Regions from separate parts of the Homo sapiens genome. Here region 1 is linked to region 2. Evidence: read pairs that join two places in POLR2A ChIA-PET (ENCODE). Cell type or tissue: MCF 10A. All regions are shown on one strand. Each heading gives the region's core, and the rest is flanking DNA. Links, peaks and the distances in the headings are about the cores only.

The links. Peaks named below come from ENCODE experiments on the same cell type or tissue, not always from the same donor. Only the 100,000 strongest peaks of a DNase experiment are listed, where the experiment ranks them.
Region 1: POLR2A ChIA-PET joins it to region 2 with 6 read pairs; 3 of 35 experiments call an interaction of 5 or more read pairs at or near these places.

The regions. Positions count from the first base shown.
Region 1 is chr2:173,132,361-173,137,745 of GRCh38, forward strand. The region is part of intron 2 of MAP3K20 (mitogen-activated protein kinase kinase kinase 20); the gene reads left to right. Among named protein-coding and RNA genes, the nearest start is that of MAP3K20, 59 kb to the left of the region's middle. In MCF 10A, for the core only: no CTCF peak of the experiment used is centred there; a DNase peak (open chromatin) is centred at 2,551.
Region 2 is chr2:173,211,585-173,216,969 of GRCh38, forward strand. All of the region lies in intron 10 of MAP3K20 (mitogen-activated protein kinase kinase kinase 20), which reads left to right. MAP3K20-AS1 (MAP3K20 antisense RNA 1) reads right to left here. Exons shown (of 8, transcript NR_033882.1): 3 at 4,042-4,252; 4 at 2,696-2,912; 5 at 1,085-1,207. Among named protein-coding and RNA genes, the nearest start is that of MAP3K20-AS1, 68 kb to the right of the region's middle. In MCF 10A, for the core only: no CTCF peak of the experiment used is centred there; a DNase peak (open chromatin) is centred at 2,817.

The DNA of each region.
Region 1 (5,385 bases), core at 70-5,069, 79 kb before region 2:
CCGGCTGACTCCCCACCCCTTGCACCCCATGTAGGCTGTGTATCAGCTTTAAGAGAGGGAAGAATCCTCTCCGAATGAGCAGTGTGCTTTTTCGGACTCCAGCTGAAATGCATTTCTACCCCTTCCCTGCCCCTCAGGCGCTTCTTGTCATTAAAACACCCTTCCTTCAAAGCCCTAGCCCCTCCTTGCCTCCACCCAGGAGAGTTAAAGTTTTTCTCTGTTTTCCACCTCTGCCAAGCATTTGTCTTCAGTTGCTTTTTGTAAGCTTTTCCCCTCCCCTGTCAGATATGTAGTGTGGTGTTAAAGGGATGGGTTCAGTATAGTGTAGTGACTAGGAGTGCAGGCTCAGAAGTGGTTGTTGAATTTGAATCCATCTCAGCTGTACCACTTGTTAGCTTTGTGACCCAGGGCCCATTACACAACCACTAAATCTCTTTCTTCATCTGCAAAATGAAGTTAACCTTGGTAGCTTGTTAAGGGAATTAAAAGAGAACACACAAGAAGTGTTTAGCACAGTGCCTAGCACATAGTATTAAATAAATGTTAGAAATGTATCCTGAGCGTTTCTCTTTTCCACTTCCATGCCCTCAACAGTACTTTACATACAGTAGGTACTCAAAAGTATTTATTGATTTAAAAATGTGGCTCACTCCTACACAGTCCTTCAATGTTTCTCTACTTAAGTTGGTGATAGAGATATATAAAATTTAGGGAGTCATCTTTCTAAATAGTTTCCTAAATTTTACATATTTTAAAATGGGAAGTATGGTGAAGAATGTGTATTTTTATTTAATTCCAAAATTTTAGAAGATAGTTTAGTAGCAAAGCAATGTAAACATCTGAGTCCTTTACCTAAAGAAGCTTGTATCAGTGTTTTTATCCATGGTGATAAAAAGTGTATAAGATCTGAAAGCAGATTGGGTAACACGTAGAGACGATGCACAGTTTGGAAACTACAGTTTCCAAATTAACACTAAGTTCTTGGAAGAAGCTTTCTCACAATAACTGTAACTGAAAGGACCCAGTGAAATGAGAGTAGATGCCAGAGTTTGATTTAGAGAGTGAGAGTCATTCAGGGACTGTGGCATCTGTCATACATTAGAATTTTAAATACAACCATAAATTAAGAGATAGTTGAGAGCATACCTTCAGAGAGTTAAAGAGCATACCTTCAGAGAATATGAAGGTATGCTGTATAACATTATAGTATGTTTAAGTTGAACAGGAACTCACAAGACCAACCTTTCTAATTTTGGCTGTGCTTCAAAATGACGTGGTGGGCTTGTTAAAACACACATAGCCCACAACAAGGACTCTGATTCAGTAGTTCCAGGGTAGATCCGAGGCTCCTGTGTGTGTGTGCATTTTAAATTTTTTTCTTTTAAACATTCATGCGGGCGGATCACGAGGTCAGGAGATTGAGACCATCCTGGCTAACATGGTGAAACCCCATCTCTACTAAAAAAAAAAAATCCAAAAAATTAGCCGGGCATGGTGGTGGGCACCTGTAGTCCCAGCTACTTGGGAGGCTGAGGCAGAAGAATGGCGGGAACCCGGGAGGCGGAGCTTGCAGTGAGCCGAGATCACACCACTGCCCTCCAGCCTGGGTGACAGAGCGATATTCCATCTCAAAAAACAAAAAACAAAAAACAAAAACATTCATGCCTGATGTAGCAGGTCAGTGGACTGGGGTTTGAGAACCACTGATTGACCCTAACCAGAGATTCTCAGTATGGGATTATTTTCTACATCATCTGGTAATCTGCATATTTTAAATACCTCTGGTGGTAGGAATCTTATATTAAGACACCCTCCTTGTTTTCAATAGCTATCTTTTTTTTTTTTTTTGAGACAGAATCTCGCTCTGTCCTCCAGACTGGAGTGCCGTGGCGTGATTTTGGCTTACTGGCTTACTGCAACCTCCAACTCCCAGGTTCAAGCAGTTCTCCAGCTCACCCTCTCTAGTAGCTAGAACCACAGGCGCATGCCACCACTCCTGGCTAAATTGTGTGTGTGTGTGTGTGTCTCTATACATATATATATATATATATATATATATATATATATATTTTTTTTTTTTTTTTTTTGCAGAGACGGGGTTTCGCCATGTTGGCCAGGCTGATCTTAAACTCCTGACCTCAAGTAATCCGCCCGTTTTGTCCTCCTCCCAAAGTGCTGGGATTACAGGCGTGAGCCACTGCCCCCAGCCCATTACTGCTGACTTAGTTGGTCTTAGTTAGAGGTTGCTTTACTTTAACGCTGCCCATTGGTTTTAGTACTGTCCTCTGGAGCTACATACATTGGAACTGATACTTCCTCCATGTGGCAGCCTTCAGATATTTCCAGGCAGCTATGATGCTCTTTTTACTTTTATTTTATTTAGGCTACAGAGCCCTTTCCATCCTTATTATGCTTAATATATGCCAGAACTGTGCTGGAAGTTGGAGACCCACAGGGATCTTACAGTCAAACTGGGAGAAAGAAACTTGTGAATATCTTCAGAACAGAGGAAGTGGTTTAAAGTGTGGATTCGGGCGTCAGACCCATGTTGAAATCCCTAGCTCAGCCACGTGACTAGCTTAGTCCTCAGGCAAGTTCTTTAACATATTTGTGCCTTAGTCTCCTCATTTCTAAAGTGAGGATAACAGGACCTGCCTCAGGACAATGCTTGGCATATAGTAAGTGTTCGATACATTTTGGCTACAAAATATACTAGGGGTTATAATTCTGATAGAAGCAAAGAGGATGTATTACTAATTGGATGGCAAAGTTTATCTGGTCCTGAAATAAAAATATTGAAAAAAAGTTTCCGTATACAAATTAGGCGATTTGTAAACACTTTTACAAGTACATAAAGAGCATTTAATTCTTGTAGAGTTAAATAATTTTATTCAATGTCCTATTCAATACTTCCATTAATAATTTAGGTAGCATCTGATTCACTCTGAGTTCCTGTAACAGTCGGAAGAGTAATTGACATGTTAAAAGGTGCAATAAGAATAAGAACCTGAAAAGATTTCAACAGATTAGAGCAGTGGGTTAACAGACGGAAATGAAAGTCCTGCATGGAGACTCTGGAAAGCTAAGGATTGATAGAGGATGAGGAAGATGTGGCTTAACAGAAGGACATTTTATATTTGGGGCTTATTATGAGTTAAAATGTGATATATTTGCCAGAAAAGTTAATGTGATTTTCAAACTGTGATGGGAAGATTTTAGAATCCTGAATGAAGGAGATCATACCCTATTCTTCTGTGTTTAAAGTTTTAGATCTTTTCCTCCTTTGCTGTTTGGGAAATCAGCCAGCCTCTCTGGGACTAGGTTTCTGCACTTATAAAATGGGGATAATTTCTGCCCAGTTATATTTCTCTGAATTGTAAATGTCAAATATAATGAATGCAGGAGATATCATTATCACTCTAGACAATTTTATCACATTTTTTCATATGCTTCAAAACCCTTTTCCTTGATATGAGTGACAACTTAGTATCACCAGTTTTTATTAACCATGTATAATTTTAATTAACTGAATTTAAATTAACTAAAATCTTAGGGATTGTAGCATATAGATTATTAGACTTGCTTTAAACACTCAGTAGAAATGTGAGCATCTAAGTGGTTGGTAAATAGTGAATTATTTTTCACTGCTTTTTAGTTTAGATATTCATTGACAAACCTGTGTGCTACACTGACCAAGGTGTTGTAGAATAAGTTGTACTGAATACCTTAACAACATCAATGCTAAAATTAGCTGTAACAAAAGCAGCATGTGCCACCTTGTTGAATAGCCTGTGTTCCACTTTTAGGGAAAAAGGATACCCCAGGAATATAGGGAAAGAATAGAGTGGCAGTTTCTTTTTACAGCATTTGCTGATGGCACGGAGGAATGTGATTTTTGGGGTGTGGGGCTCCTTTTTCCTGTTCGTTCATGTTTCTTTCCCTCTTTTTGACTTAGTCACTGTCATAACAGAAAATGCATAATATGGAGATCAAGAGCCTGCAGATTACAACTCTAATTATGTTTTAAACCCAAACATGAAAATTAGAATTCTTTTACACACAATCTGACAGTTTTCCATCAGCTTTAAATTGGCATTTTGGATTGTGTTCTCTGCAGTGCCTGAAGAGCCTCGACAGAGAAGGAAAGAAGCAGAGGGTGAGAAAGAAAGGAAGATTCTAAATGACAATCTTTTGAATAGTGCAAGTTCAATCCCTAAAACAAAAAGCAAGATCTTTTTTCCCCTAAATAATGTGCTCTCCGGCTTCACCTCTCATCCTGAGGAACATGAAAGAGAACGTAAAAGAGGTGACCCAAATCACAGAGTGCCTTTGATAGGAGAAATTCAGCTGTTTTGAACACTCACAATCAAAGGAAGTGGTTTCCCTAATTACATGAACTATGTGAAATCTCTCAGAATAGCTCTTCCACCCCAGGATTCCTTGCACTTTAGAAGTTTGCATAAAAGCTCACATAGAGAATCAGATGCAAAGTGTTTGATTCAGATTTTATTAGGCAGAAGAGTGCCCACATCCATCCTGCAGTTTGCCAGCTGCTTAGGTTAGGACCACTATACCTGGTTTTGATGTGGTTGTCTTTCAAACCTGCAACATTAAGATCTTTGTTCTATCCTTTTCTTGCAAGAAGCACCACTTTTTAGGGAGAGTAGCGATGAAAATTTTTGGAAGATTGGTCTTCTCAATTTCTCTCCTGACCTAAAAAGGATTGATGGCTGTGTTTGTGAACTTTACGTGGGAAAACATGCTTTCCTGTGTGTTTGTAGCTGGCGAGTGTTAAAGCGTTAGATTTGATTAAGCTCTTTAATCTGTTTAAAAATGGTTAAATGTCACAATGACTTACCTTAAAATTTATATATGCAAAATTCCCCATTTACTGTCAGGATCTAGACTAGGAATCTGCCAAAACACCTGGACTAAAGAATAATAGTGATTATGGCTTATTAGATCTTTTGTGCCTTGGTAGTCACCTTGTTACTGAGAGATACGGTGTAGTGTAGATGTGTACAGAAGAGAATTATAAATACCCTATGTTCTCTGTTTGGGAAGGCAAGTATAAGTATGAATGCAGAAGACAGAAGCATCCATTTTAATTTAAATGTCAGCTTGAGAAGATTTTTTTTTTTCTGGTTGAGTAATTTTAAAGTAAGAGAAATTGTCTAGTATGTAATTACATATGAGTAAGAAGTGTGCATGTTTTATTTTGTCTCTTTTCTCTCCCTCTCTTTTTTTCCTTTTTCCTGTGAATAGGTATGTTGCTCTTATTGTAGTTTATAAAATATTCTTTTGAGAATCTGTGTGTCCCAAAAAAGAAAAGGGAATCTATGAGCAGAAATGGAAGGAAATTTTATTTTTACAGTTTTTAAAGTA
Region 2 (5,385 bases), core at 121-5,120:
GAGCATCTCCTTCATAGGCTTTGCTGCTATTGGAATTAAGAAGTAATTCGGGCCAGGCACAGTGGCTCACGCCTGTAATCCCAGCACTTTGGGAGGCCAAGTCAGGTGGATCAACGTCAGGAGATCGAGACCATACTGGCTAACACGGTGAAACCCCATCTCTACTAAAAATACAAAAAATTAGCCAGGCATGGTGGCGGGTGCCTGTAGTCCCAGCTACTTGGGAGGCTGAGGCAGGAGAATGGCGTGAACCCGGGAGGCAGAGGTTGCAGTGAGCTGAGATCGCGCCACTGCACTCCAGCCTGGGCGACACAGCAAGACTCCGTCTCAAAAAAAAAGAAGTAATTCGGCAGTTAGTTGTTTAATGTGTGTCTCACGGGCTGAAATATAAGAGAGGCAGACAATCACGTTTGTTCATCACTCACAGCATCAAAATGTGCCTTGAACACAGCATTTGCTCCGTAAATATTTGGGGAAGCAAGAGAGAAAATTACCATGGTGGTAATAATATAAAAAGAGATTGTGATATTATACAAGAGAATATAAATATGTATGTTTGCCATGACAAAAGTACTTCTTATGTTCATTCATTCATTATCCATTCATTGAACTTCTGCTGGTGTGAGAACGACTGTTGCCATTCGGGTACTGGGCTGTAGCGATGAGCACAAGAGTCCCAGGGCATGTGGAGCTCTCCAGCCCGAGTGTCCAATGTTAAACTATTAAATATATTCAAAACTATCGCATTTCTATTTTGACAAGTATTATGACAGAGAAATATACTAGATGTCTGAGAGCATATGGCCATGAAATCTGATCTAGTCCAAGGACATAGTAAAAGGATTTTGGAGAAAATGCTATTTGATCTATTACCGAAGGGATTAGTAAGATTTTAATACCAAGATAGGGAGTCTTTTAAAGTATGTCAACAAGGCCAGGCGTGGTAGCTCACACCTGTAATCCCAACACTTTGGGAGGCCGAAGTGAAAGACTGCTTGAGCCCAGAAGTTCAAGACTAGCCTGAGCAACGTAGACCTCATCTCTACTCACAATTTAAAAATTAGCTGGGCATTGTGACTCTAACCTGTGGTCCCAGTTACTCAACTCGGGAGGCTGAGGTGGGAGGATCACTTGAGCTGGGGAGGTCAAAGCTGCATTGAGCCGAGATCTGGCCACGACACTCCAGCCTGGGCTACAGAGTGAGATCCTATTCAAAAAAAAAAAAAAAAAAAGAAAAGAAATGAGAAGGCTGTGCAAAAATGTAGGGACACTTATTCAGCAAAACATCACTGAAAAGGGTAAACCAGAAATGGTATAAAGTGCAATAAACAGAGAATTAAAATAAATTTAAAATGATGGTATCTCCATATACAGAATATGATCATTCCTAAAATCACAGATCTGATAAATGATTTCAAAGTAGACCCTACAGTCTAGTTTGTTTAGAATGTTTCTATTTTTTATAAAATAAATATATATTATTGTGTATATGTACACAGAGAAAAGTATCAAAAAGTCAGTGTTATCACTGGGTAATGGGATTATAGAGAGTGTTTTTTATTTGTATATCTTTATTCCCTACTTCTTCCACATTAAACATGGACTAGTTGGATGATAAATTCAATTTTTAAAATGCTTGAAGATGAAAGTGAGGGAAATAAAATTGATGATTGAGAACGGGGGGGAAAAGGAGATACAAGACAGTGAAGTATTTTAGTAAAAGGCGTACAGTTGCCTAAGGGGCCTCCTCATCTTTCAGGAACTGTTAATCCTGTTCTGAGAGCTGGAGAGAGAATATATATCTTGACCTGAACCAGTAAACCACAGTTTGAGAAGCAGTAGAGCTGTTTTCACTGAAGCAGGCAATTGGTTAAAAACAGGACTGTAATAGTAATTTTAATAATAAACACAGTTGTCACTTATTAGGTTCTTACCAGATGCCTGTACTTCATTTAGATTTTCTTTTTTAATCCCCATAGCAACCCTAAATTATATCACAGATGCAAAGGTAAATTGAGTAACTTGCTCAAAATCATACAGAACTGAGAACAGAACCCAGTACAGAATACAGTAACAGAACCCAGGTGGTCTGGTAGCACAGGCCTGCCCTTGCACCCATGCTGTACAGTGCGGTTACTAGACTTGTGGCCGTTGTTGTGCTGTCTTCTCATTAGCATGCAATATTCACTTGACTGAATTCCTTTTTAGCTAAGAGAAATATTACAGGGCATGATCATTTTAGGTTATTAAGGTGTCTAACTCAATATGTAAACTGCTGAAAAGAATTATATGTTTTTATCAGATAATCTCAACATTTCAAAAGACAACACATTCAGACTACTCCCCTTTCCCCCCAACTTTTATCTAGTGTCTGAAACCACATGACTAGTGTCCAAAGAGTGTTTTAGTAAATTAGAGTCACCGTGATCACAGTGCAGCCTGATTCCAATCCTGCTGTGGTGTTTCTGGCAAATGATTATTTTCTGGCAGAGCTTCCTCTACATACAGACCAGATGCAACTTGTATTTTTAGAAAACTGAATGGTTATTCTGAAATTCTTTTTAAAACTACATTATTAAAAACCACATAAACTGTGTTCTTTCCTTTGACCTAATAAATGATAGGAACAAAATCTAGTGTCAGACTTTTCCTCAGTCATCAGATCTTCAGCTTATTTCTCCTCCCATTGACTTACTAGCAATAATGGCAATGAGCATTAAGAACAGAAAATGTGTCATCCTGTTGGTCCTGTTTTGGATTTTCATTAACCATGTGACTGTAGACCTGTGGCAACCTGCACTGAATGAGCCATGCAGTGTTGTGATGAGCGTTCCGATCTGTGTCTCTTGGCAAAACACTTGGTTGGTTGTGTTTCCCGTGGTGACCAAAGTACTCTCACCATGACGTGCGTTCTTAAAAAACCAGAGATCAAAAATGTAACCTTTGCAATTGCACAAATCATGTAATATATAACACATTTAATAAACAGATTATACATTTATCATGTAATATATATTCTATATCACTCTTTTTACAAATTGACCTTTTATTTCAAAGTAAGTTTCTATCTGAGGAAAGAAGATAATTACGGTTCATTGCCTGTTTTTGGCATATGGAAAATTGATACTAGTTGACATTGACCTTGATTGGATTTGGCTTACAAGAAGACCATAATTTTCATCAACTAAGACATTTAAACTATATTTTTAGAACAAGAAGTTTATATAAATATATCAACAAATGCATTTGATGCACAACAATGCACCAAAAAAACCAAGGGAGCAGCTGTTTTTTTTGTCATCTCCAGGTTGGGGTTACATCTCTAATGGCATATAACCTCACACACGATTTGACTCTGCAGTGTTGGGAGTGCTGTTGGAAAGCTGAGCCTGAGAGACAGATTGAGGAAGGAGATTTACTTGGTGTTTGTTTCTGTGTCACAGCTTTCCGTCCATTTAACTCTTGATCTGTTTTCTGGAAGTGCTCAAAATCGCAGTAGGCTCTCAAAGCTGGAACTTGAGATGCATCTTTGGCTTAAATTACAAGTGAAATAGAATGTAGTGGCCATTTACCCTGGTCTAAAAGAACATCAGTCAATCTGTCTCACTGGCAGGGGTGTGGGGACTGGGTCGGCAGAAGCGCTGTGTAGATGCTGTCCCCAGGCCTCTGCCATCGCACACTGAGGGCACCCAGCTCCACCACCTCCTTGCTGCCTTCTGACCGCCTCACTGACTGAAGATGGCTCACTCTTTTCTTTTTTTGTGACAAAAATTTACCCTAAGGTTTTTCACGTTTTTTTCCCCTCAGTCCTCCATTGAAAAATAAAAACTTTGTTTACGTGCATAGGCATAATATTTTTGTCAGAAATATCAGGGATAAAATTTGGATTTTATGGTACAGTCATAATTCTGAAAAATTGCTGATTCACTGCCTTCTTTAGGGACAGTAATGGGACTTATAGCCTTTTATGATTTTTCAGATGGCACCAGTAAAAGGCACAGGGTGTTGATATTTGTGGGCAGTGCAGCAGAAGCTACTTACACCTGATTGCTGCCTCCCTTGCTCTGAGGTGCATTTCAGACGAGTAGCGAAGTGAAATGTTGAGCCAAATCCAGACCCACCTCCATACCTGTTCAGAGTTGGATTTTGCCAGTGAATGCCTGAACTTTTTGTTTTCATTCACTTAGTTATTATCTGTAAGAGCATTGGAATGTTCCAGTAAGAGTAAACTGTTCACTTACTCTTATTCTCCCTAGAAAGAAAAAGGCAGACTTTGGTTACATATATTCATTAACTTAGATGTGGGGGCTTCTACCTTCCATAGTCAACGTCTCAATCATGATTATGCCATCACAACACAGGATTGCCTCAGTGGCACCTGGAAGCAGTAGCTGGCAGCACCCAGCAGCTATTCTGCAATAGTCACCCAGTTCCCATCTTCTTCTGCATCCTTCTCTCCAGTGCCTTCTCTAGCCTTGACTTCCCTCTCCCCTCTCCCTCATTCTCTCAGTATTGTGGCTTACTTAAAGGCTTTTCAGAAACTCAAGGGAAAGAGCTTCCAGTTTTCAAAACATAGATTTAGACTTAAACATTGCAACAGCCCTAAAGGAGAAAAACATTTGTGCTGAGCCATGGTACCAGTTCCACTTTCTGTGAAGAACAGATTTCTGTAACATGGCACATGGTTCCAAGTGGTGAGGTTGGTTGGCCTATAGGCACAAAGGGGATAACTTCCTTTAAAAATTATTAGAATTAAAAGGAACCTTAGAGTTCATCTGGCCCAGGGTTTTCTACACTTGCTTGATTGTAAAAATTACTCGGGTCTTTTATAAAATAATGAAAATTCCAGGGTCCCACCCAGGCCTACTGACTCATGAGCTCTAAGGAAGGGTCCTAGAAATCCATGTTTTGCTGGGTTCTGGTGTGTTTTTTTTTTAAAAAACAAGTTGCCTATGTAAGTCTAAGGATCAGGCAGGTAGGAGAACCCTAATGTACTATAACCACCACCCCTTACAACCAAGGAAACTGAGACAGGTTAGTCAATTGATTGCTTGGGTTACTCAGCCAATGTGTAGCCTAAAGTGTCATCTCAACCACTTACTGATGGTGTGTTGTTGACCACCTAACCTGAATATCATTTTCCCACCTATACTATGAGATTAATACCTGTTTCTTGGGACTGTTAATGGGAATAAGATGAGATCATATATAACATCACTTATGAACTGTAAAAAGCTAGATAAATGTAAGCATTTACTAAATGGCTGTACCAGGACACCAGCTCCATAGGTTATGCTGCACCCCAGTGGCCCTTCAACACTTTGTTGAAATATTTTGAGCTTATTTTTCCAAGCTAGAAACTACCCTTGATATTTAAGGACATGA